Linked DNA regions of Homo sapiens: region 1 is linked to region 2. Evidence: chromatin loops called from intact Hi-C (ENCODE). Cell type or tissue: psoas muscle. All regions are shown on one strand. Links, peaks and the distances in the headings refer to the core of each region. The heading gives the core; the rest is flanking DNA.

Evidence for each region. Hi-C counts contacts between places; a loop is a spot of excess contacts. Peaks named below come from ENCODE experiments on the same cell type or tissue, not always from the same donor. Only the 100,000 strongest peaks of a DNase experiment are listed, where the experiment ranks them.
Region 1: a loop joins it to region 2, with 33 times the contacts of the local background. A loop is called at or near these places in 4 of 110 quality-filtered maps.

What each region holds. Positions count from the first base shown.
Region 1 is chr6:168,699,300-168,710,407 of GRCh38, reverse strand. It overlaps LOC105378143 (a long non-coding RNA gene), which reads right to left and starts at 4,552. Exons shown (of 3, transcript XR_943296.3): 1 at 1-4,552. LOC105378142 (a long non-coding RNA gene) reads right to left here. Exons shown (of 3, transcript XR_943294.3): 3 at 10,000-11,108. RefSeq lists an enhancer at 8,283-8,784. In psoas muscle, for the core only: no CTCF peak of the experiment used is centred there; no DNase peak of the experiment used is centred there; H3K27me3 peaks cover 483 bases.
Region 2 is chr6:168,377,111-168,388,218 of GRCh38, reverse strand. No RefSeq gene overlaps it. Among named protein-coding and RNA genes, the nearest start is that of SMOC2, 59 kb to the left of the region's middle. RefSeq lists enhancers at 4,179-4,678, 4,679-5,180. In psoas muscle, for the core only: no CTCF peak of the experiment used is centred there; a DNase peak (open chromatin) is centred at 3,347; H3K27me3 peaks cover 1,050 bases.

The DNA of each region.
Region 1 (11,108 bases), core at 1,620-9,619, 320 kb before region 2:
CGGTGGAGTTCTGTGCATGCGGCGTTCAACCATCTCGCTCAGTGGTTGTTATAAAAACAGTGTCCAGCAATGATGCCTCAGAGCCAGCTGGCCCCTTGAATTTCCTGCATGCCTTTCTTTCATCCCAGGGTGAAGAGGGTGGACTTGGGACACACAGCACCTGCGTGGGGGTGGGCAGGAGAGCGGACGTCCCCATGGCACCGTGATGAGGACCTGCTGGCTCTGTTACCTTGGGCAGGAATGAGGCTGGCTGAGGGATAGAGTGCATCTGCAGGTGTGGTGTTTGGGTAATTTGCTCTGTGCTCCCTTACTTTCCCCCAGGAGGCCCCTTCACCCGCACCCACTGGAGCCCTGTGAAGAGTTCTGACGAGAGTCAAAGGCAAGTTTTCCAGTGAGCATCAGTCTCCAACTCAAAAGCAAATGCCTCCCTGACCCCTGACTGGCCACCTCCCAGGGCCCCACATGAAGACCCCTCCCTGCCTGCCTTTCCTGCTTTCAACTGAGAAAGGACACAATGAAGGAGGGAGGGGAAGAGATGAGAGGAAAGTCAGCGAGGAAGTTTATTGGAAATCATCAAAGCAAGTCATGTTCTGCGTCCTTCTTCTGAGCAGACGGGGGGCTCTGCATCTCCATCTCAGCCTCTGCGGGAGGGCAGGGGCCATGACCTTGCGGCATGTGCTGGTGACAGGGGCCTTGCAAGATGACAGATCTGGGTTTAGAGATGGAAAACGGTCACAGGTGGTAGATGGCACAGAGCCAGCATTCCATGTAGCAGCCCCAGGTGCTCCCAATCCTGCCCTCTGTCCACCGCCTCGTGCCCCACGCCCCCTTCCATCAAACTGCACGGCTCTAAGAGAGTCTCCCACTCACCTAGCCAGGTCTCCCAGTTCCATCACCTTGCCCGGATCCACCCACACATTTCCCCAAAGATTGCAACCCTGACTTCAGGAACCAGCGGCTCCTTTGCTCTCACACATACTTTGTCTCCCTGTGGCTGGATCTGTCCTTCCAAATTTTACATCATGGCGACATCTCACTGGTTCTCCATGGAGCTTCCATTCAATTTCTAATTTTGAACTGACTGTGTCTCTGTTTTCTGGAAATAGCAGTTATATTTATTTATGACACAATATAACAAGCCTAGACTTTCAAGATGATGTCGAGCAGAAGTCCACTGCCCTAATAAATGTCAAGAGGAAAACCCAGAGAACAAGAGACAAAGTGATGTCACCTCAGAGTTGCCAAAGCAATGCTATTGCCAGTGGACTGGTCCAAAAGTAATGGAAAATCCTTGCCTGGGTGGCCCAGGCTTATCATCAGTGTTCTGTCTCAGAGTCCTTCTCTTAACTGCCCTACACTGACCTCCACAACTTCTTCCTCATAACAGAAATATCAAATCATAAATATAATTCCAGAGAGGTATTTAGTAAATGAAAAGACCGTACTAAGTGAAAACGCAAAAATATTTATGTAACTGATATCATGAATTTAAATAGTGGCTGTAGTAAGTGTTCATGCTGAATTTATTACTGGCAATATGTCATTATTTTAGACACCGAAAGATTAAAAATAAAGAGGACATTGAATGCATACTCTCATTTTTATGTCAATATTTTAATAACCACAAGCATAACTTACATTGATTGATGTGCCTAAGCTACGCCAGGCACTCTTCCAGACTTTATGGAAATTAACCACTTAATCTTCCCATCAGTCCATGAAGCCAGCTTTGCTAGAGCAAGTGAACTCGGTTTTCCCTGGAGGTAGATATTTGCTAGTGAGCTGTTCTTTGGCCAAATCACAATTGTGTTTTTGCACTCCACACCCAACGGCAAACATGTCTCCTATTCCCATTTTTCCCTCATTATCACGCAGCAGCATTCAAGCATTGAGTTATTAAATCACAGGGTTGACAAACAAAATGGCAATTTCTAGAAAAGCATAAAGCATAAAATGTTTTTATTTTAATTACTTCACTGATTCTTGCTAAAAATTATCATGCCCATTGTAATATTTTGAAAAAATACAAAAAATGTATTCCAATCCCTCCAGATCCATTACCCAGAAACAGGCAAAGAGCGTACTTTACTTAACATCCAATGTGGCTTCATCAAAAATATAACTGGTCCTAGAAATGGCCAGGACCCACGAAACTCGACTTTTATTTTGCACCCAGGACGACAGCATGGTCCCTCTGATTTCCTCTCATATTCTGTCATGACTTAAAGGTGACGTTAGACAAAATGTATTTTCATGCCGCCATGAATGACTGTCTTCTTGCACCTGTCTGTTTTACGTCCAGTTAACTCACCTCTGGGAGCTAAGGTGAGATCCTCTTCAGAGGAAGCCAGGCCACAGCGACGTATAGGCATGCGTGTTCAAACGCACTGAACCGTGGCTAAATCTCACATCTACCCCAGAAGCTAAGCATATTTTGTCTCTAAAATTGTGGCCCTGGGGGATATGAAAGGGTTGGAATCTGACACCTTACTTCTGAGAATTCAAACTCCAGGGAATTTTATTCCATCTGGGGAAAAACAAACAGTAAGGCTCTCCATACCATCATGCTTGTGTTCCACAGGAAACCTGGCATCTCCTCTTACTTGGCCTGTCTTAGATGTGGGATGAATTTGTGAGATAATCAAAACCACAGTTTGCATTATGGTGGCATCCCTGACACTTCTAGAGGAAGCTCTAACAAGTACCTTCATGAAGGTGAATCCATGCATAGAAACTGTGTCAGCATCTCCAATCTGTACCTTTGAACCCATCTCAAATCTGCACATTTGAGACTTTTCAAATGCCAAATGCAGTATTTCCTTAATGTCTTTATAAAGCTCCCTGCACAGATGCAGAGGCAACTGAAGCAAATGGGGAGGGGGGAGGGATAGCATTAGGAGATATACCTAATGCTAAATGACGAGTTAATGGGTGCAGCACACCAACATGGCACATGTATACATATGTAACAAACAAACCTGCACATTGTGCACATGTACTCTAAAACTTAAAGTATAATAATAATGAAAGAAAAAAGAAAAAAAGAAAGTTATAAAGATCTAATACAATTCCATTATGAAATTACCACTTTATGTCTCAGAAAGTAAAATGGCAGCTTCAAAGATAAATGCTGCTCACAACAATCAGTCAGAAAATTCTTGCCCACAGCAAGCAGCAGAACACAGGGATGCACGTTCAAAAAGACTCACGAGTAGCTTTCGAAGCACTCACATTCGCTGTGTCTGTAAAGAGTTAGGAAGGTTCAGGGATCCAAGGGCAGATCTGGCAGGAGAAGGGCCATCTTGAAGGGACAGGCATGAAAACCCAGGAGTGGTCTGCACAGCTCCCACCGGGAACTCAGGGGATCCTCACGGGTGGGTGTGGGGAGCAGCCCCGTGTGCACCCTCCTGGCCTGGAGAGGTGCTCCCAGGAGCTGAGCACGTGTCGCAGCCCAGCTCAGTGCCGTGATTTGGAGAGCAAGCTCCCCGAGCCCTGCAGTGGCTAACACAGGAACCCTCGTTGCCCTAGAAAGTTTCAAGAATGTGTCTTGAACTGAGAAGACACGTGTTTTAAGAACTGAGAATTCCCCTGAACTGCCATGCTCACCTGGGGTTCTTCATCCTCAGGGAACTGGTCAGCAGGAAAGCCTGGCACAGGCCAGTCGTGGGGCCATGCGGCAGCAGCATTGGCTAATTTCTGAGAACTCATCCCAAGGGAAGCGTCCTGCGGAGTCAACGGGCAGCATCTCCCGACAGGTGCCCAGAGCAACCAAGAACACGCAGGACAGCAAAACGCCCGTCAACCAAGAACACACGGGACAGCAAAACGCCGGTGGCTCCTCATCTGTTGAGGACTCTGGCTCCGGTACAAGTTTGATGAATAAATATCCTCAACTCAATGACTAAAGGCATAGGGAGGGTTACGCGAGAATCAAAACACCCAGCAGCTGCCAGAACGCTGCCTGCTCGTGCAGTAGAAAGTGGTCCTCACGGCAATCATCTAAAAAATGCAAACACGGGTCGTCCTTCACCAGCTCCTGCGCTCCTCCAGACCGAAGGCTGTGGGTTTTGTCACCTTCCTGACAACTCTGTGATAAACTATTAGGAATGTCTTATGGATGGCGAAATGGAAGCCCAGAAATGCTGAGGGACTGCTCTACGGGCCCAAGGATACAGTAAGAGCCAAGACTCAACCCCAAGCGAGTCTGGTGCTGCACTGGAGCGCTCACCACCTGCACTGTGCTGCCTGCTAATGGGATGTGTCACTGGTACCCCATGAAAACCTCAGGGCCATCTGGCGGTGCTACTTTTGTTTGTAAATCAACACCTTCTAAAATCATCATCACAATAAAACAATCTCCTTCTTAGCAGCAGCTATGAAGGTGAAGGCAGGCGCCATTTCTGCATCACTTACCGTAAAAAGCAGCCTGATTATCCTTAAAATGTCAGGTTTATCATGGGAGAAAGAGCACAGGGCATGTCATCCAGGCAATGGGATGTGTGAATCTGAGAAGTGGCTCTGAGCTCAGAGCGTGTGTTTCATACCAGAGGACTCCGTGCCCGCCCTGGGCGCTGCGTGCTAGAGAGGACTCCGTGCCCGCCCTGGGGTGCTGTGTGCTGGAGGACCCCGTGCCCGCCCTGGGGTGCTGTGTGCTGGAGGACCCCGTGCCCGCCCTGGTGTGTTGTGTGCTGGAGGACCCCGTGCCCGCCCTGGGGTGTTGTGTGCTGGAGGACCCCGTGCCCGCCCTGGGGTGTTGTGTGCTGGAGGACTCCGTGCCCGCCCTGGGGTGTTGTGTGCTGGAGGACTCCGTGCCCGCCCTGGGGTGTTGTGTGCTGGAGGACTCCGTGCCCGCCCTGGGGTGTTGTGTGCTGGAGGACTCCGTGCCCGCCCTGGGGCTCTGCGTACTGGAGGACTCTGTGCCTGCCCTGGGGTGCTGCTTGCTAGAGGACTCCGTATCTGCCCTGGGGCGCTGTGTACGTTTACTTTTCTTACACTTTCTAGTAGTTTCCTCATTTGCAAAATATGGCCAATAATATTCCTTTTGGAGATGCATCAAACGGACTTGATGATGTAGTGCAAGCAGAGGCCCCAGGCATCCCGAGTGCTCCCACTCGAGTTCCCAGGCCATGGGGAGCCTTCCAGTCTTACGGGCCTGGGTCAGTGGTGTCCTCAGCTGCCTTCAGGAAAGAAGCTGCCACCCTTGCTTTTATTCACTTGTGTTACTCCAAGTGATGGTTATTAGCAGAGGTGGTGAAATGCAGTAGAATGCAGAGATGGGGTGAGGGTCGGCTTTGCTGTAGGTAAGCAAGTTTAGCAAATAGTTGTGCATTGGAACCAAGAGGATAATTGTAAAGCCTCTTAGTCCAAATTATTAAGAATAAGAGCTGGATGTACATTTTACTCCAGAATACATAAAAACAAAAAAAGACTGTGTTTCCTCTTCCGTCCCTCTGTCCCCATTTCTGCCCTGCTGGTCACAGCGGGGAGGGCTGGGGAGCTGGGAGGAGCCTCTGGGAGGGGGATTCCAGGTTGACATGGGAGCTCCACCCTCCAGTCCAGTGCCCTGTGGGGTTCGGGCCACTTCTGGTCTCCAAATGCATAATGTACTGTAAGCTTTGCGGTCTTGCTGCAAACGCGAAATGGGACATATTAGATAACAAGTGTTCTGCCAGTGCCAGAGTGCTGCTTGCCTGTGAGGTGTAGTTAAGATTATTTTGTCCACTTGCCTGTGAGGTGCAGTTATTATTATTTTGTCATGAAGGAGGGGGGAGTACCTTAAGAGAGAAGCCCATGGCAGACTGTTCCTAGAGGATTCCTTAAGGGTCTCAGGCGAAAAAGCCACTGACTGAGGGAATACATAGAGCCAGTGTTCTTCTCCTTAATAAATGTTACTTCTACGTCAAAGGAGTCACTGTATGGTGGGCTCCAAAGCCATGTTTGTGGCCTTGTGCGTGGAAGCGGATCATCGCAGCGCAGCTGCTCAATCCCAGCCCCCGAAAAAGACGCTCAGGCTGTTTGGTTTCCCTGCCGGCTTCACTGTGCCCCCCGAGAGGAGCATCTCTGGCACCAGCAATAGTCTGTGCCTGCGGAGGGATCTAACCGCGGCCAGAGCGGACCGAGTTCTCCTCAAGCTTTGCATTCTATGAGATTCTATTAGCCCTGCAAACGTGACCCAAGCCACCATCCAGATGGCCACAGCAACTGCCCTCCCCACGTGGCGGGCCCGCCCCTCATTCCACTCACAGCTCAGCTGACAGCCAAGCATGAAAATGAGGTCAGAGCCAGGATGCCCCTTTCCAGGAAACACGCCAAAAACACAGAAGCCCGTGGAAGACTCCCAGGTTCAGCTTTACCCTGGTTGGGCTCACAATTCGCCGGGCTACAGCAGGCCCACGCCAGTGGCCCAGAGGCAATGGTCAAGTTCTAAGGAACTCTGTGTGTTGATTGATGCCATGTTGGAGGCTTGATACCAACCAACGTGGAAGTATTTATACCACTGAAATTGGTAGATGCTGAAAACCAGGACTTATTTTTTCCTTGTCTTCTTTGTGTGTGGAGAGAGGTGTGTGCGAGAGAGGGGCCGGTTGTTAAACATCTACCAGCCCCCACAGCCTGCAGCCCCATCTCACAGCCCAATGAAGAGATCTGCTCCTACTTCAGTTTCCTGCCAGTGCAGGGAAGGCCTGCACCCCACGTGGGGCTGAACTGACAGGGAAAGGCTGAACTCTCAGTTTGAAGACTGAAGGCTAATGCTTCACAGTTTATTACCACCTCTTGGTGGGTTTTACATTTAGAGCTCAGTTGCCATTTTCATTTCAATATTTGTGGCCAAAGGAAAATGGAAAAGGAAAACATGTCTGCTTCATGTTTTGGTTCCAAAAAAAACAACAAAAAAACCCTTTTGATTTCTATGTGTATTCTATGCAATGTTTAGAAGGAGGACAGGGATAGTTTTCTTTCTCCTGGATGGTGAGAGTTTGTGGGTGGATTATTATTTCTCCACTCTTACCAGGATCACAATATCGCCAGAAGGACATTTGGCTAAAAGGTGCAGGACGCTTGTTTGGAGTGTGAATGGCAAATGGAACCAGAGTCATGGGAGGAGAGTGAGAGGATGCGGTCACAGGAATGAAACCAGGAGCCCTCTGCACTCAAGCGAAGGATGGGAAAGAAAATATGAAAAGCCCAGGGGCACCCAGGAGAAGGTCACTGGTGGCAGGGCCTGGCTGAGGTCCTGGGCTATCAGCTAACCCAGGAGAATGTCAATGGTGGCAGGACTGGCTGAGGTCTTGGGCTATCAGCTATACTGATAAGATGGTGAGAAAAGGCAAGGCCTTCAGGGCTGAATGGAAAGCTACCAAAATGAAGAGCAATGCAGGAAAGACCACCTGTCCCCCACCCAGGGTGAGGCAGCGTGCCCTTTGACAGGGGAGCAAGGCTAGGGCTGGCACTAGGATCTGCTCGCATCCCAGTGTTTCCTGGGAGAAGGGGTCCAGTCCTACTGAGGCTTCATGAGGCCCTTTTGTCCTCATGTTCAGGAGCATTTTACACAGAAATCCTAATAAACTACGGTGGCACTTAGTCACGAGGTAATTTGGGAAAACATCATCTCTTCAAAAAGACAAAGGGAACCATGCAAGGCAGCCATTCCCCACCTTTTTGGCACCAGGAACTGGTTTCACAGGAGACAATTTTTCCCATCTGTAAGTTCTGGGGAAAAGACCTGAAGCTCTGGAATTGTTGTTGAAAGCAACCTGGACTCTCAATTGGCGATGGCCTAAGGCTGAACTAGTCGCTCCAGCCACGTGCATATTAATTACTAACTGCACCAGATACCGAGACTGTGTGTGAGAGACTCAGGCCCTGCCCTTAAGGAAGGTACCTGCTGGAGGAGGTGAATCTACATATGACACAGAGGAGGAGGGTAGAGAGTGCTGTACCCCAAATCCACAAATGACACAGAGGAAGGGGGTAGAGAGCGCTGTCCCCCAAATCCATGAACGACAGAGAGGAGTGTGGACAGCGCTGTCTTCCAAATCTAGGAGAGACAAATGGGGGGGTGCAGCAGTGCTCACCCAAACATGCAGAGGTACAGCAGGAACACCACGGAAGCCATGCCACATCGGCTATGCTGGGGAGAAGCTGCAGGACACGAGGCCGTTGAGCAGGGCCAGCATCCAAGTGAGCGCGCCCTCCTGATGTGGGGAGAATACCCATTCTATACCCAGGTGTGTCTCCCGTCACTTCAACACTGGAGAACATAGTGTGGTCATGGGCTTTCCCTCGTGGGTCGTCTTCTCAGCAGGCCTGATGGGGAAGGGTGTCCAGGAGCCTCTGTCCTGCCCGAATCTTGTGCCCCAACAGGGCAGGAGCCCAGCTCGCCTCTCCCAGGTGATGGTTTGCTTGGTGGCTTGGAGCAGGGAAGGGCACTAGTGGTGGAGGAGGAACTGGAGTTCGGTGCAGTAACCCAGCCCCTGCTGAGCGCTAAGCACTCCACACCCAGTTCCAGGTAAACGACCCAGCACCCCAACAGGTGGACATTCATCTCCATTTCAGTAGTTAGAAAATGCGGGGAGAGACATTTAACAAGTTACACAGTGACTAAAGGTGGAGGAGGTCAGAGTTCTGGAGTGACACAGCCCCTAACCCCTCATGTCACCTTGCTGTCTCCTAACTAGACTCGCCTGAAAGACCAATTTTGGACCACGAGTAGGAAAATGCCTAGAGTGGCAGTCTCTGGAATCACTCAGAGCATACAGAAGGCAGATTCCGTCTACCTGTTCTAGCAAAGGCTGGTTTCTAAGGTAGCACCATGGATGTCGAGATAGTTCTGTGTTAAAGACAGGTTCAGATGCAGTGACCAAGCTCTCCATGCCAGCCCAGGCTGGTAGCCACCACCATGATGCCCTCCCTGCTTACTTCCCAAGGCCCGTTGCCTTGAGCCTCACACCTGTGCTGAGTCTGGCCCCAGTCTATTCTCTGCCCACAACCAGGGCTCCAGGCTATCCACACAGAGAGAGGCCTGGGGGCTACCACCTGTCTCCAGTCCCAGCATTATTTCCACCATGTCATGGTGCTGCCAGATGGAACAGGGGAGAGGCGGAGAAATGGGGAGAGGCTCAGGAGTGGGGAGAAGCAGAGGAACAAGGAGAAGCTGTGAGACCCCTCTGCCCTCATCAGTGGGGGGAAGGCGGTGCTAGGGGGAGGATAATGACTGGACTCGGTCCCGGCCTCCCGACACCTCAGGAGCATGACTCAGGAGAGGAGAGGTGTTTTGCTTGGCAAGAGGGGCAACCGATTTTCTTTCCAGGCCATAAGGGCACTGGGTCCAGGGAGCTGGCAGGAGGGCTGCTGTGCTCAAGGGAAGGGCTCTGGGCGGCAGGCCAGGGCAATGGACGCAGGCAGTGTGCAAAGGCACAGATGCACCTCTGCTCACCTGCTCAGCCTCTAACACACCTGTATGCCAGACATTGCCACACCGCCCAGGTGTGCTGTTCCTGGATGCAGAGGGTGGGGGCCCCCTTTTCAATCCCCCTGCCACCAAGAGCCTGTGGTGGAATGACAGTGGTGTCTGACCTTATCCACCAGTGACTTTCCATTTTCCCTTCTTCAGCCTGTTTGAAACTTCCATCCTAATACATTTTCTGAATTAAATACATATGGAAGGCTGGGTGCGGTGGCCCATGCCAGTAATCCCAGCACTTTGGTAGACTGAGGTGGGTCACCTGAGGTTAGGAGTTCCAGACCAGCCTGACCAACATGATGAAACCCCGTCTGTACGAAAATACAAAATTAGCTGGGCATGGTGGTGGGCGCCTGTAATCCCAGCCACTCGGGAGGCTGAGGCAGGAGAATCACTTGAACCTAGAAGGTGGAGATTGCAGTGAGCCAAGACTGTGCACTCTAGCCTTGGAGAAAGAGTGAGACTCGGTCTCAAAAAACAAAACAAAACAAAACAAAACAAAAACATATGGATTAAATATCAGGAGGTGGCAACATTTTCCAGTCCCATTTTAATGAATTATTTGTTTTTACATCATCAGAGGGTAGAATTACAGTTCCCATTTAAACACTGAAAATGAATGGAATTTTCATTTCTCATTTTATAGGAATTAAAAAAAAGTGTCACAAAATTTTCAAAAACAGCCACGAAAAGGAGTAGCAAGCTCTCCTGCCCCTTCTCCTGCCCCGCTCCCCATGCTGCGCTGGACGATCAGCCAGCACTGCTGTCTCCATCCTAGGAGCTGCCAGGCCAGGAGCCAGGAGGCCGCGAGTCTGCTGCTCTCCAGGACGCCTCCTGCATGTGGTTCTCATTTGGCACGGCTGAGACGCGGCAGTGTTCTTGTCCTGGCTCCAAGTAAAAACCCTCTCCTTGAAAACTCAGGAGAACAGGGAGAGGTGGTGTCCTCAGAATCTCTGAAAGCCAAAAAGTGGCTCAAAAAGATGCATTCATCCAGGCTGGGCGCCTGGCAGGGTGCTGAAGGCGGCTCCAGCTCATGCCACCCGGAGCCACCAGCGTCTGCTAGAGAACCCTGGCATCCAGCCTCCCCAGGGTCAGAAAAATACACATGGAGTGAGAGTCAAGTGTATTTAAATTCCTGGGAAATGTCAAAGTGCTAATTAAGCCTAATATTCTCCAGGTGGCCAGCTCCTATGGCAACACTAAAGCTGTGTCTGTCTCCTGCACCAACCAACAGCCATGGAAAGCGGCAGCCATGGAGGATGCAGGAATTTCTTCCCATATTCAAAGTAAAGAGAAGACCAGTACTTAGCATGAGCTGACCATCGGGTGAATACTTTGTGCCTTGATTTTTTTGTAATGATAGAAAAGAAACAGCATTCTTTGTGAGATTTGCTTTCATGTTTTTAGTATGAGTTAGTCTGTTTAGCGAATGCATGGGATGAATGTGATTCAGCTCCTTGCACATCTTGCACCCCCAGTCCCCTCTGGTTCCTCTGCTTAGTGCTCCCAGGTAGGAAGAGGAGACTGGAAGCCCCTGGGACTCTCGAGAAATGCCACCTGGTTTCCTTGCAGCAAGCGCAGCGCAATTTGCCAAGTATTAAGCTAACTCCCCTGAAAGCCTGTTGCTCTGCAGCCCCTATAACTA
Region 2 (11,108 bases), core at 1,194-9,193:
GTCGACTCAAAAGTCACTTCCAGGGCACAGTTGACGGAGGCGATGTTGAATGCACAGCCCGAGTGTGTGGTCGGCCGGCTCCCGCTGCAGCAGGCGACCCTCCGTATGGACATCCTGCCTGCGAGGCCAGCAGCTGTCACGAGAACAGAGCGACGATTGACGATGCCGAGCTGAACGACAATGGAGCAAAGCAGCATTTACTTCAGCACAGTAAGTACACAGCCATCATCGAAAACCTAAAGTAGAGGTTTCCAAACTTTTTTTTTTACCCTCAGACTCAGATTTCTTTCTTCAAAAAAAATCTTGCCCAGAAATGCCAACAAACAAAATAGATAAAGCAGGGCTCTCCCTTCTGAGGCAGGCCTGGTGGCCGGAGCTAGGCCACCCTCTCCTCCCTGGGGACCTCCAGGCTTGATGGAGCCCCTTCAGTGGACAAGTGGAACCACAGGCCTGAGAAGCTCTGCTGGGGACAGAGGCTAAACAGAGAGAAGGCCCCAGGCTTGGGCCAGTTCTACACAACGGGCAGCTGAGATGGAGGGACGCCTGCATCCTGCCGGCTTCCTCCACCCAACGGCCCCTGCTGACATGTGTCCCCATCTCCTCACACTGCCCTGGCCGTCCACTGCCCTGCGAGGCCTCTGAGGACAGAAGAGGAAGAGAGCTGCAAGGCTGGCACGGACACAGCCCCATCCCCTGCGGTTCCTTCAGGGCAGGTCCTGCTCTGTGTTCACCAATGGTGGCTGCGCAGTCCCACCCTGGGAACCTCAGTAAACGTCACCCACTGAAGACTCAATGCTCAGGAGGTGGCCAGCCTGCACACAAGACCTCCAGGACCTCCTGCACTGAATTAAAACTCAGGATGGGAAAGGCTCCCCAGCCCTGGAGCCCTGACAGGGGTAAGCCCCCGAGACCCCAGTTCTGCCCAGAACTAGCCCTGAACTTGGATGTGTGCAGGCACTCAAGGCAGGGGTGGACCAGCACATGCCTGCAGGGGCTTTAGTTTAAATGTATATGATGCATATATACGATGAACACACATGTATACACACGTGGTGTATACACATGCGGCATCTGCACACGACGTAAATGCACCTGGCGAGTACACACGTGGCATATACATACATGCCCTGCATATACAACATGGCACATACACGCATGATATACACACACATGATGAGTTAAAACCAGGCAGGAAATTGCCTGAGGTGGCCCAGCTGGAGGAGGCCTTTGAAGCCAAGCACAGGACCCTCCATTAAAGAAGAATGACACCAATGGTCACAGCAGTGCTGGTGCACACAGGAGGAGAGCGGGCTCCATCCCTCACGTCCCCTTGGGTCACAGAAATGCTGGTGAACAGTGGTGGAGAGGGGGCTCCACCCCTCATGTCCCCTTTGCTGCTGTTTGCCTTAATTATGTGTTTGCATCCACAAAACTACTTTTGGATTCTGTGACTCAAAGAAATGCAAAATTAAAAAATAAATCTGCAAAAGTCCACCTGGTTTTCAATCAAACCTGTCTTTCCTTCCACCCTCACCCCTCCTAAAAGAGAAAGGAAAGCTGTTGGGTGAAGTGTGGCTCCCAGTCAGGGACAGGGATCAGCCCAGGTGTGCGGCAAGCCCAGCCAGATGGCTGGAAGCGCTGCCAGGCTGTGGTAGGGACTCACAGGAAGGTGGTGCCCTCAGCCAGCCTCCAAGGGTGTCTCACCAAGGGTTAGGGATCTTCCAGCATCCCCAGGCCAAATGTTAGCAGAAGGTCCCACAACCTCCAGTGCAGTGCCAGGTCTTTTTTATAACCTGAAAGCAAGAATTCAGCTTGTTTCTGCAAGAACGGCTGTAACAGCCCAGCAGCCTCCATGGGACACGTGGGACACACATGCAATGCTGTCCACATTCACATGTGTGTACAAAGCACCATGTTCTCTCACACACTTCAGACCAGGAGGAATGGGTGACTGACAGTTTCCAGTTTAAGGGGCCTGGGGCTATTTGTCCCTGTTGACTTCCAGCTGGGAGGAAAAACTGGCACAAGGAGTGTGTGAGACAAGCCCCACACCTGAGCAGGCACACCTGGGTGGGCACACCTGTGCGGGCACATGCACTGCAGCCCACCTCGGCCAAGGCCTCCAGCTACCAGCAGCTTGGCAGGCAGCTCCCATGGCTTTGCAAGACCTGCAGCTGCAAAGCCAGAGCCAGACCCACCGGCAGACACAGAGGTGCCCTGCTTGCTGGGAGGATGCATCCGAATTATTTCTGTGTGCCAATCCCCAAAGGTCCCTGTCTCTCAGAATGTGAGCAAGACCATGGTCTGGCTTCCCACGGGTGGAGCAGAAGGCTTTCCACATGGTCCTGCCAGGGGCACAGATACTCCATCCCCTTCCCAGATGAAAATGCAGACCTCCTTGGTTTGGCATCAGAGCAAAGGCAGAACTGGCACTTGGGCGATCCACGAACCACGCAGGCCTCTGCTCCTGCCCTTTCTTGTGCATCAGAATTCGGGACAGGACAACTTCACGATATTACATGTGCGCTGGGACACTCAGTTGCTATGTCCACAGGCAAATTCAGTGAGGTTCCTAAATATTCCCCAAGGTGTTGATTCACAGCCGGCCACCTTTCCAAAATTGTTTTCATAGCTCTTCCGCCCACTTTCGTTTGAGATGGAATTATGCCCAGATTCAGCGGGGGCAGCTCCACCAGCCACTTAGCTTTGTTTCCCTCCTCAATGCTTTCAAAGGACGTGTGCAGTCTCCGTAAAGCAGCAAAAAGATTATATTGGGCCTCTCGAAAGAAGGAAAATTTGAAAAAAAATTATCTTCATATGGGTATGTTTATTTCAGATTCAATATATAAACTGATCTTAGTTGCTTCAAATAGACAGCGTCTCATCAAAGCACGTAATAAACATTATTAACCCTGCCTGGCTTTGTGCGCCCGGGAAGAAGCCCCAGGGAGGAAGGAGGGGGCCAAGTCAGGACCGGCCCTGTCCCACCCACACACGAGTGCCGAGGGGGACTTCATGGACCCTCGCCTGAGGCCTCTGTGACTTGAGTATTTCAGGCTGTTTTTCACATAACTTTGGTTTGATTAAAACCCCAAATGCATTTGGCCAACCACATTTCTCTTTAACTTTTTAGCATATATTTATTTTCAGGGAAATGTCAGCCATGCATTTCTGATTCACTCTTTGTTGCCTCCAAGTTGGCCGGTGGTTGGGGGGGCGGGTTCTCGCGGGTGCCTGGGGCTGCCCCAGGAGTCCGTGAGGACAGCGGCAAGCGCGCCCCAAACTCTTGTCTCCTCACATTCCAGAAATGGGCCCCGGAGACCAGATGGATGGTGATGGCACAGAGAGAGCCTGTGCGTGTGCGGGGCGAGGACGTGTTTTAACTCTGAGCAGCGCTGGATTTGTGGTGATGTTGTAACTCCTAACCCATGATTTATGAGTGGTTTTTGACTTAGAAAAGCATGTTCTCTCTGCCCGGACTAACAGAATGCTCAAGCCTGGCGGAGGCACCCCGGAAGGCTCACGCACCCGGCCCCTCTGTCCGGACACCCCCATAGGCCTGACTCCCCTGTGGCCCCGTTTCCCCAGCTCACCAGGTAAGGGCTGTTCACAAAGAAGAAGAAAAATGGCAGAACTTTCATTAATGACGTTCACGTTAGGAGAACTTGCCCTTCACCACACACCCACTGAAACAACAGGGCTTCCTCCTGAGGAAAATGGGAAGCGCCGGGGGGAGTCTCAGGTCCTGGTAGTTGACGGCAAGCTTCAGATCCAGGAGAGATGAGTCTCATTTCCATTTAAAAAATAATTCACTCTTAAAAGCAGGGCACTGCTCAAGACTATATAAAGCTCACACTCTACATTCTTGAACGTACTTCAATAATTGTAAATGTGGGAATGCACAGTCAGTAACTGGGAAACTAAAATGTGAGATTCCAACACATTTACTCAGTGTTGCTGTTGAATTCTCCATGTGTCACGTGGCCTTTGCCGGGAGAAGCCGGCCTTCTGCCCAGGCAGTTTAGGGACAGACTTACTCTTCACTTTTATGTAGAAACCAACAGAGCCCCTTTCAGCTTCCACCAGGTCCTTAGGACAGATGATTCCTCCCCTTACACACAGGTAGTGAAAAAGCAATTCCACCCAGAAAAAAACTACTAACCGAGAATGATCAAATTCCTATCAAGCTTCAGCAGATTCAACACCAGAAGTTGGTCAAAGGAAACTCAAGTCTTTGCCTAAGTATTTCCATAGAAGTTCCATTGTTGACCAAGAGAAGACACGGGCTTCTCACTGAACTTTCCTTTAATGGGTTCCAAATTCTGTAATAGATTTTGACCAAGTTGATTCAATGAAAATGTGCTGACTTTAAAAACTAGTAACTTAAAACTGCCACGCATGCACACACACGCACGCACACACACGCACACACGCACGCACACACATGCATGCACACACACGCACACACACGCATGCACACACACGCACACATGCACGCATGCACACACGCACACACATGCATGCAAACACGCACACACACGCACGCACACACACGCAAACATGCACGCGTGCACACACACGCACACACATGCACACAGACGCACGCACACACACATGCATGCACACACATGCATGCACACACATGCAAACATGCACACATGCACACACACGCATGCAAACACACACATGCACACACACGCATGCAAACACGCACGCATGCACACGCACGCACACATGCATACACAAACACGCATACATGCACACACGCATGCACACATACACATATGCAAACACATGCACATGCATGCACGTGCACACACGCACGCACATGCGCACACACGTGCACACACGCATGCAAATATGCATGCATGCACACTCACGCACACATGTATGCATGCACACACGCACACACATGCAAATACGCATGCACACACATGCACACACATGCAGGCATGCAGACACATGCACGTGCACACATGCACACACACATGCAAACGCACATACATGCACACACGCACATGCACATACAAACACATGCACACACGCACGCACACATGCACACGCACATGCACACACGCAAATATACACACATGCAAATATGCATGGATGCACACACTCACGCACACACGCACACACACACATGCACACACACACAAATGGTCCACACTTTCTCCTTCCTTCTGAAGGCCCGTGCAAAATGTCTCCTCAGCACCAATATTGCAGTGTCTAAACCCCATCTGCTGGGTCACCTCTTGTCCTGGAAGCTGACCAAATATTTGATCAGATCACGGAGAAGTCCGCCCCATGTTCTCCCTGGGTACCGAGGCTCAGTACCCTGTGACCACAGCTGGGTGGGGGTGGGGGCTGTCCATAAAATACACCACTGATGGTGGCCTTCCAGGGGTACTGAGGCTTACGGCCCTGTGTCCACAGCTGGATGGGGGTGGAGAGTGTCCATAAAATACGCCACTGATGGTGGCCTTCCAGTGGTGTTTTCAGAAGCAAAGCTAACTCATTGTAGGTTGAGTTCCTGAAGAACTTGCTGCCATCAGCTGACCTGGGCAGCCCTGGCTTTGAATCCCAGCACAGGACTCTGTGACATTAAACAAGGGAGTTAGCCTCTGTGAAATCCTGTCTCCATGTCTGTAAAATTAGGACATTAATGCCGGCTCACCAGGATTTTAAATTTTAAATTACGTGGAATAAGCAGCGAGTGCATGACAGAATTCTTAGGCTCTCACACGTGCCCAGCACAAAGTAATTCCTGCCTCTTTCCCCTAAAGCTTTCACCTCCCAGACTTCACGGTCCTGGTTCTACCTAATTTGCCACAGCCCTTTAGTTTGAGTAACAGCTGCGTAGGGCACTTCTGAAGGTTTGGAGAACCCTTGGCGACGTTACCCAGCAAAGCACCGGGCGTTATGAACAACACAGGCAAGCGTATGCAGCTGGGGGCGTCAGACAGAAAGCAGCAGGCGGGGGGCTCACCTGCAAGCGCATGCAGCCAGGGGCATCAGACAGAAAGTGGCAGGCAGGGGGGTCGGGAGCATTTCAAATGGACCTATGTCACAATTGCGTCTCAATCCAACCCTGCACCAGCCATCATTTTTGGTTTCTCTCCAGATTAAAAATAATAAGCAGGAAAAATTAAAGACCTATGACCATCCTGGGCAGAAAACCTGTCTATGTGTCCACAGGCCACAGGGCCGCTCTGGGCGGTCACCGGCTGAAAGCCCATGAGGCTCCGAACGGAAAGTTTTGGCACCAGCTCATGCTGTCATTCACGCACTCTCGTGGAGTCCAGCAGCCCTGCCGGCGGTGGGTGGTGGATGGGTGTCTGGTGGAAACGTGACCACATCGTGGAGTCCAGCAGCCCTGCTGGCAGTGGGTGGTAGATGGGTGTCTTGTGGAAATGTGACAGCAGGTGACTCATGGCTCCCGTATTGGGCTCTTGTATTTTCTTTGAATGAATGTCACTCACTGTCTTGCAGATGCCCACAGCCTGGCAGTAGGTAATTTTCTAAACAAGGACCGTGGAGCTTGAGTGTAGGGAGGGCATGGGTGGCAGCAATGGCCGGCGCTTGGCAGGCCTGATTAATTCACCTTTTTAGCATGGCTTGGGTGAGAGGCCATTGGAAATTCTTCCTTAATTATGAAGAAATTAACATGGAAGGTTTGTACCTGTCAGAATGCACACAACTTCAACATGAAGGACACGGCTTACCCAGTGTGGAAGGCTGAATCATGATGCCCGCGGTGCCATGCCCTAATTCCCAGAATCTGATGCCCGCAGTGCCACGCCCTAATTCCTGGAATCTGATGCCCGTGGTGCCACGCCCTGATCCCTGGAACCTGGGGATGTGGCCTTGCGTGGCAAAAGGGACTTTGCAGATGTGATTGAGGAAAGGGCCCACAGAGGAAAGATGACCCTGATGATCTGGGTGGGCCCTAAATTTCCCGAATTAATCACAGGCGTCCCTGGAAAAGACAGGCAGAGGGCCGCTGACCTCAGGAGAGGGAAGGGGCCCTGGTGTCAGGGGCAGGGGTTGAAGCGATGTCCTCTGAAGATAGCGGGGGCCAGGAGTCGAGGACCACGGTGGCCTTGGAAGCTGGAACAGGCAGGAAGGGGTTCTCCTGGAGCCTCCAGAAGGGGCCACCCCTGTGGACACTTTGACTTGGGCCCAGTGGGACTAATTTCTGGCCCACGGAACTACAAGATGGTAGATTTGTGTTGTTTTGAGCCACCAAATGTGTGTGGTTTTTGCAGCTGCAGTGGGAAAATCACACGCCCCATGTCATGAGTGCATCGCCCAGCAGGGCTGCGTGGGACTCGGGCTATGTGGGACTCGGACTCGGGCTGTGTGGACTCGGGCTGTGTGGACTCGGGCTGCGTGGGACTCGGACTTGGGCTGTGTGGGCCTCAGGCTGTGTGGGACTCGGGCTGTGTGGGCGTCAGGCTGTGTGGACTCGGGCTGCGTGGGATTCGGTCTACGTGAGACTCGGGTTATGTGGGACTCAGGCTGTGTGGGACTCGGGCTGTGTGGACTCAGGCTGTGTGGGACTCAGGATGTGTGGGACTCAGGATGTGTGGACTCAGGCTGTGTGGGACTCAGGATGTGTGGACTCGGGCTGTGTGGGACTCGGGCTGTGTGGACTCGGGCTGTGTGGGACTCGGGCTGTGTTGACTCGGGCTGTGTGGGACTCGGGCTGTGTGGGACTTGGGCTGCGTGGGACTTGGGCTGTGTGGACTCGGGCTGTGTGGGACTCGGGCTATGTTGACTCAGGCTGTGTGGGACTCGGGCTGCGTGGGACTTGGGCTGCGTGGGACTTGGGCTGTGTGGACTCGGGCTGTGTGGGACTCAGGATGTGTGGGACTCAGGATGTGTGGACTCAGGCTGTGTGGGACTCGGGCTGTGTTGACTCAGGCTGTGTGGGACTCGGGCTGCGTGGGACTTGGGCTGCGTGGGACTTGGGCTGTGTGGACTCAGGCTGTGTGGGACTCGGGCTGTGTGGGACTCGGGCTGTGTGGACTCAGGCTGTGTGGACTCGGGCTGTGTGGGACTCAGGCTGCGTGGGACTTTGGCTGTGTGGGACTCGGGCTGCGTGGGACTTTGGCTGTGTGGACTTTGGCTGTGTGGACTTTGGCTGTGTGGACTTGGGCTGTGTGGGACTCAGGCTGTGTGGACTCGGGCTGCGTGGGACTTGTGCTGCATGGGACTCAGGCTGTGTGGGACTCAGGCTGTGTGGACGTGGGCTCTGTGGGACTCGGGCTGTGTGGACTTGGGCTACGTGGGACTTGGGCTGCGTGGGACTCGGGCTGTGTGGACCTGGGCTGTGTGGACTCGGGCTGTGTGGGACTTGGGTTGCGAGGTACTCAGGTTGTGTGGACTCAGGCTCCGTGGACTCGGGCTGCGTGGACTCAGGCTGTGTGGACTCGGGCTGCGTGGGACTCGGGCTGCATGGGATTTGGTCTACGTGGGACTCGGGCCGCGTGGGATTTGGTCTACATGGGACTCGGGCTATGTGGGACTCAGGCTGTGTGGGACTCGGTCTGTGTGGACTCAGGCTGTGTGGGACTCAGGATGTGTGGACTTGGTCTGTGTGGACTCAGGCTGTGTGGGACTCAGGATGTGTGGACTCGGGCTGTGTGGGACTCAGGATGTGTGGACTCGGGCTGTGTGGGACTCGGGCTGTGTGGACTCAGGCTGTGTGGGACTCGGGCTGCATGGGACTTTGGCTCTGTGGGACTCGGGCTGTGTGGACTCGGGCTGTGTGGGACTCAGGCTGTGTGGACTCGGGCTGTGTGGGACTCGGGCTGTGTGGGACTTTGGCTGTGTGGGACTCGGGCTGCGTGGGACTTTGGCTGTGTGGACTTTGGCTGTGTGGACTCGGGCTGTGTGGGACTCAGGCTGTGTGGACTCGGGCTGCGTGGGACTTGTGCTGCATGGGACTCAGGCTGTGTGGGATTCAGGCTGTGTGGACGTGGGCTCTGTGGGACTCGGGCTGTGTGGACTTGGGCTACGTGGGACTTGGGCTGCGTGGGACTCAGGCTGTGTGGACCTGGGCTGTGTGGACTCGGGCTGTGTGGGACTTGGGTTGCGAGGTACTCAGGTTGTGTGGGACTCAGGCTGTGTGGACTCAGGCTCCGTGGACTCAGGCTGCGTGGACTCAGGCTGTGTGGACTCAGGCTGCGTGGGACTCGGGCTGCGTGGGATTTGGTCTACGTGGGACTCGGGCCGCGTGGGATTTGGTCTACGTGGGACTCGGGCTATGTGGGACTCAGGCTGTGTGGGACTCGGTCTGTGTGGACTCAGGATGTGTGGGACTCAGGATGTGTGGACTCGGTCTGTGTGGACTCAGGCTGTGTGGGACTCAGGATGTGTGGACTTGGGCTGTGTGGGACTCAGGATGTGTGGACTCGGGCTGTGTGGGACTCAGGCTGTGTGGACTCGGGCTGTGTGGGACTCGGGCTGTGTTGACTCAGGCTGTGTGGGACTCGGGCTGCGTGGACTCGGGCTGCGTGGGACTCGGGCTGTGTGGACTCGGGCTGTGTGGGACTCAGGCTGTGTGGACTTGGGCTGCGTGGGACTTGTGCTGCATGGGACTTAGGCTGTTTGGGACTCAGGCTGTGTGTACGTGGGCTCTGTGGGACTCGGGCTGTGTGGACTTGGGCTACATGGGACTTGGGCTGTGTGGGACTCGGGCTGTGTGGACCTGGGCTGTGTGGACTCGGGCTGTGTGGGACTTGGGTTGCGAGGTACTCAGGTTTTGTGGGACTCAGGCTGTGTGGACTCAGGCTCCTTGGATTCGGGCTGCGTGGACTCAGGCTGTGTGGACTCGGGCTGTGTGGGACTTGGACTGTGTGAGATTGAGACTCTGCCTCCTTCCGGTCACTCAGCTTTGCTCCTTCCGGTCACTCAGCTTGCCCCAACTTGCGTGTGGTCATTCTCAGGCTAGGTGTAAGAACACACCATTGCACCTAAGTAGACGAAATCCAGTGGAGAGGGGAAAATCTCAATCTCTCCGTATGTCTTTTTTAGAGCAAAAATCCTTCCCCAGAAACTCTGCAGCAAACCTTATTTTTGGACTAGTGAGGGTGTATCCCTGACAGCTGGGGTAGACTCAGCTTCCTCTGAGAAGCACCCGCTGTATCCAGGGCATTGAGCAGACGGCACACTCTGTGGAGAAGGAGAAACGGGGGGTGAGCGGGAGAACGGGTCCAACAGGCAGCTGATGGCACCTGGGGTAGAATCAAGGAGTAACCTCAGGAGTGTGTTCCAGTTCTGATGCTGATTTATTAGGTTGCCAGGGAAGAACAGTTTGAAAATAAAGTTGAATTAAATCACAGACAAGCAAGGACTGCTGACAGTTCTGGGAGAGGCTCGAGGGACTGACTGTCTCTTGCTTCAGCCAGGAGAAAAGAGAGGTCCCGGGGGCCTGGCCGCCCGAGCTCAGGCGTCAGCCGGTATCAGAGCCGGAACAGGAGGACTGTGCGGGAGATTGTTGGACTCACCGCGTCCCAGTGGGACTTGGCAGCTCTGGCCAGTTGAATATGAGTAGGTGTTTAACTCAAGTAGAAGAGGAAATCGGAAGGATCTATCCATCAAACTGTGCAGCTGGGAGGAGCTCGCCCACACAGCTCCATCTGCAAGAAGCACGTGGCCACACGGCCTGCGTCAGAACTGTCTTTCGGGGACGACCCCACCTCCAAGGCCAGGGGTGCCTGGAGACCATTCTATCAATGTCAGCCTTCCCAGCTGCATGGGCAGGGGGAGAGTGCAGACCACAGATAAGGAATTCTCAGGGGCAAGAACCGCAGAGACACTGAGGTTCCCAGAGCGCAGAATTCAGAACTAGCAGGTTTTTTCTGAGCTCCGCCCAAGGCTGTGTGGATATCAGAAGTCAGGGAGAGGTGACCTGGCCTGGAGGTCATCACGGTGGTGAATTCCAGGCCTGGAAGAGGCCGGGAAGAGTGGAAATGCCAACATCAGATTTAAACACTCACTGATTTCTTCCACTTACATTCACAGCCGGAGGCTGGTGGAAGAACAGAAAATGCCCACAAGAAAAATTCGAGTGATGACCATGTTGCCACGGGAATGAGCCAGTC